2 separate regions of the Homo sapiens genome follow, and region 1 is linked to region 2. A link is an interaction called in ENCODE POLR2A ChIA-PET data of the cell type or tissue named here. Cell type or tissue: PC-9. All regions are shown on one strand.

The links. Peaks named below come from ENCODE experiments on the same cell type or tissue, not always from the same donor. Only the 100,000 strongest peaks of a DNase experiment are listed, where the experiment ranks them.
Region 1: POLR2A ChIA-PET joins it to region 2 with 14 read pairs; 2 of 35 experiments call an interaction of 5 or more read pairs at or near these places.

The regions. Positions count from the first base shown.
Region 1 is chr2:98,723,601-98,726,100 of GRCh38, reverse strand. The region is part of intron 2 of MGAT4A (alpha-1,3-mannosyl-glycoprotein 4-beta-N-acetylglucosaminyltransferase A); the gene reads left to right. Among named protein-coding and RNA genes, the nearest start is that of MGAT4A, 6.3 kb to the left of the region's middle. In PC-9, no CTCF peak of the experiment used is centred here; no DNase peak of the experiment used is centred here.
Region 2 is chr2:99,339,832-99,342,331 of GRCh38, reverse strand. All of the region lies in intron 1 of EIF5B (eukaryotic translation initiation factor 5B), which reads right to left. Among named protein-coding and RNA genes, the nearest start is that of EIF5B, 3.7 kb to the right of the region's middle. In PC-9, no CTCF peak of the experiment used is centred here; no DNase peak of the experiment used is centred here; H3K27ac peaks cover 547 bases.

The DNA of each region.
Region 1 (2,500 bases), 620 kb after region 2:
AATGAAACAGTATTCTTGGACAGAGGACACAGAATTTCTAATTCCAGTGGGGCTTGTTTTGTTTTCAGTTTCTTATAATTGTACTTGGAGAAACAGATACTGATCAGTGTTTTATATTCTAAAAGACAGCCAAGTTGAATAATAAAGACTTTCGTTTTGGCATTTTGTTCTTTTTACTAAACATAATTAAGTGTTTAATAAGCTTCCTTGTACCGAGTGTTGCATAAAACACTTAAAAGGACACAATTAGTGCCTTCGTGAGATTTACATGCTAATTATGCTAATGATTGGGTGCTATGTAGTTAATGATTTAAACTGCATGCATTGACAGATTACTCCTTAGGCAAAAGTATTTAAGAAGGGATAAGTAGAAATTCTGATTGGAATATTAAAACATTTTTTAAAAATTAATTATGTTTAGACTGTTGAACCGTGTTTATATAATTTTAGGATAATGGATTTATTTGCTTTTTTTTTTTTTTAAGAGAAACTACTTGAAGTAAATTCCTACCCATACTTCTTACTTGTCTCCTTTCCTTTGATTAATCTAAGGAATGTTGATGATGAGAAGAAAGATGGAAATGTTGAGGTGGTTGCATATTTGGTTTGTTAGAATATCTGTCATCACCTGGGCTATTTGAAGCTGCTGTTGCTGATGTTGTTTTATTGACTCATGAAGACAACTGAAAAGATTGCTTTGTAACCTTATTTTTTTCTGATGTGTGTTTACATCCATGTCTATATATACATATTGCATATGTATATATCTGTATGTGCATGTATATGTTAAAAATCTGATATAAGTGAAAACATGCTCTGTGCTTTGAGCAAGTAGAGTCTTTTCCCCTTCTTTGTCTTTCTCTGAGTTGGGCTCTAATTTTGGGGGAACTCTTGGGGGAAAATGAATGAAAAACTTGCTAAGGTCCTTTTTGCTTTATATACAAATATGTACATTTTAGAATTCATGTTTTTATTGTACTAAATGAGAAGGCTTAATCAGGAGGTGCTTTGTTTTTGTTTGTTTTTGAGACAGAGTTTCACTCTGTTGCCTAGGCTAGAGTGCAGTGGCAAGACCTCGGCTCACTGCAACCTCTGCCTCCTGGATTCAGGCAATTCTTGTGCCTCAGCCACAGGAGTAGCTGGGACTACAGGCGCAGGCCATCATGCCCGGCCAATCAAGAAGTAGTTTGAATAGTTAATCAAACTATTGATTGTCCCTGACATGAACAAAACAAATGACTGGCTATTAAAAGTCTGTTTATGAAATAAGAGGGTTGATGAGCAGAAAAGTATATGGGTTTTTTTTTTTTGTAGGAAACTTACCTATTCAGAGAATTATAGTAGTGGAGAAACTTGACCCTTCTCACTGTGCCTTATTTGAAAGATGGCAAGTCTTGGAATCTCCATTTAATTTTCCTTGTTTCTTATGTAAAGGCCTTATAATAAGCATAATTATTAAGCTGTCTTTAGAATGAAAATTAATTAAAAAAATAAAGATTCTTTCTCCACGCAGTGTTAGATGCACACATACAGTCTGTTAACTTTGATCATCATTCTCTGAATAGCTCCATAATTCTTCTTTGCAAACTTCTGCTCTGATTTTCTACTTGGTGTTTTTTCCAGACTCTTCCAGGTATCAACACAGGTTTCTGGTTATGGTTACATAAAATCTTCTGTGTTAAATGTTATCGTTTCTGTAGCCACTCAAACTGTTGGGCATTTGGATTCTTTCTAGATAGTTCTGGCAGTCAGACAGCCTGGGTTTTCCAGAGAAGTCCTGATTTGAGAGACTCAATTCTAATATACCCATAAACCACGTGCTCTGATTTTTATTTTGAAAGTGTGGTTTCTATAAGCTTTGATGTTGCTAAACTAATGGTTTTTTTTTGTTGTTTTTTCATTCATTCATGGGTCCCTTACATGTACCTATCTTGCACCTAGCCCTATATTATATGCTATTAATAAGAAAAGCAATAAGTAATTTTATGCCTTTGAGCAGCTCAGGGACTGGTCAGGGAAAGATGCATGTAAACAAATTTACCATCAGATAGAGTTAGATAGAAACAATAACAGTGCTTGCCTGTAAGTGTATTATATGTATTTTAATCCTCATAACAACAATTGGAGATATTATCCCCTTTCTGTAAATGGAGAAACCAAGGCAGAGTGACTGAGAAACTTACCAAGGTCATATGTTAAGTAGTGGAGTTAAAGTTTGAATTCAGGCAGCCTCATTCAAGAGCTTATGCTCCTAGCTATTGGTCTGTTGCTCAGAAAAGCAGAAGCAGAGGCTACTAATTCTTCAGGTGCTTTACACAGGAGGTAGAATATGAAGGATGAATGTGAAGGCCAAGCCAGGCAGAGTGGGGAACACTGGGCATATCAGGTCCAGGGACCTGCGTGTGCAGCTACAAGTTCTGAAGGGGAGTAGAGTATTCATCCTTTGGAATTGTGAGATGCTCGTTAATACCAGCACATAGGACTCAGGCCCTCTCAGTGT
Region 2 (2,500 bases):
TCAAGTGTCACAAATAATCTATAAACTTAATGGACTCCCAATTGAAATCAATCTCAACTGATATTTACCTTGGCAAGTATTACATTTAAAAAAAAAAAGGAAAAATCTCAAATTGTTAAAATATCAAGAACATTAACATGCCCACAGATGTCTTCAGTTGCCTTTAAGTGATTCTCAAGCATTCTCAGCACCTGTAAGACATACATGAACGATGGTCAAACAGCTTGAGAAATGTCTCACAAATGCCTAAATCTAGTTTAGAAATCCCTAGGCCAGCAGTCCTCAAATTCATTCCCAAGGTCTCTTTAGGGAATCTAAACTATTTTAGGGGGTCAAAACTATTTTCAAAATAATACTAAGAGGATACTAGCCTTTTTCATTCTCATTTTCTCACAACTGTACAGGGGAGTTTTTCAGAAGCTAAATGATGTGTGATGATGCTGCAGATCAAATGCATAAGCAAATGTGAGGATCTATCTTCTATTAAGTCATATAATAGTGAAGATGTTTGCAAAAACGCTTAGCTCTTCTATTTTTGAAAATATGGTTATTTAATAATGTTATGTATCATAGTGTAAGTTTATTTTTATTTTTAAATTAAATATTTGAAGAACTTTTCAGTTTTAGTTTGTAATACCTGTAACTGGTAGATATAACCTACATACACAGAAGCCTTTTGTGTTCCTTAGGAATTTAAGAGTGTAAAGGAGTCTAGGACCAGAATTTGAGAATTGCTATTCTAACCTAACCACTGACACTCAGTTCCTTGGTAAAACAACACTCTGCCCACCTTATAGATCAACTGCAATACTGGAATAAACTTAGAAGCATAAATAAAGCACAACAAATGAGCAAGTAACATTAAAAGTAGCTGAATGAGTTCCCCACAGGGACAGCATGGAAGGCTAGAGAGGTTACTATCAACAAAAATCTATAATCTGTTTTCTTATTAATTTATAGCAAACTAGGACTTCTTCCCCTACCACTTCCTAAAGCGTCAGGATAGGAACAGGCTAGACCAAAAGAATTCTGATTATGCATCTTTTTTTGATGTAATTTATGCAGACAAGAGTTTCATTCAAATATATGCAAGTAAGAAATGAATTCCTTTATTAAACCTAGGCTATGTGTATTATATTTGTTTGATATGTGGATATTGAATCCTAGCCTTTGTCTCAACAAGTTTCCCGAGTCAACTGAAAAAGGTCAGGAAAACTTGCTGAACAAACACCACATCAAAATCTCATTCTTAGAATTACACAAACTGGGGCTGAGCGTGGTGAATCACACCTGTAATTCCAGGCCTTTGGGAGGCCAGGGTGGGAGGATCACTTGAGTTCAGGAGTTTGAAACCAGGCAGCCAACATGGTGAAACCCTGTCCCTACTAAAAACACAAAAATTAGCCAGGTGTTGGGCGCCTGTCATCCCAGCTACTTGAGAGGCTGAGGCAGGAGAATCGCTTGAGCCCAGGAGGCGGAGGTTGCAGTGAGTGGAGATCGCGCCACTGTACTCCACCCGGGGTGACAGAGCAAGACTCCATCTCAAAAAAAAAAAAGAAGATTTTTCACAAACTGGAACAGAATTCTAGAACTTGGTCTTTAAGCAAAATTCTAGAATTCTAAAAATACACAGACAAGAATAAATATCTTGATCACTGACACATGCTGTACAAATAAAATTAGGTAAGTTAAAATCTAATTTTAAATGAATACTGAGTGGCTAAGAAGTTAAAATAAGGATTAATTAAATATAAGAATTAAGGACAGTGAGTATTGTATGTTCTGTCCAAGAACTGAAAAGTGGCTCCATGCCTTCTCTTGATAACTAAATAAGCAGTTGTCATTTCTCACACAGTTCACACCTTGCCAGAAACATGCCTGACATAGCCAAGGAGGGGAGGTGGAATGACAGTAAAATCTTTAAAGTGTGGACCTTCACCCAGGAGAATAAAACCGGATCTCTATCTCATTTTACACAAACAAGAATACTAATCCTAAAATTGGACTTTCTCCCTCTAGATTTTCTTTCCAGTCTGTGTTTTTGTCCCATTTACAAATATTCAAAATATCCCTGAAGAAAGGAAAGAAATATTAAAATAAAGGTAAAAAGCTGACTCACAAAGCAGTGGAACTTCCCATTCCCCATCTCCCAATATCTCATGTGGAAGACCAAAATAAAAACCCAAGCAGTTCCAGTCAAAGGGAACTCTGCTAAAGCTCAGGATTTCTTAAACACAATCTGAAAGCCATTCATAAAAAGGAGTCCATGAGGCATTTATACACACACACACTCACAAAATGTATCAATTTCATATATTGGTATATGAGAAAATAAATGTTTTAAAATTATATTGCCACCACTTTCCCTTCAACATGAGCCAAAAACAAACAAACCAAAACAACAACAACAACAACAACAAAACACAGATTAGGTTGAGAGGGGGAAAAAACAGCATTTCTTCTACACAACCAAACCAATCATTTAACAACAGGGTCTAGT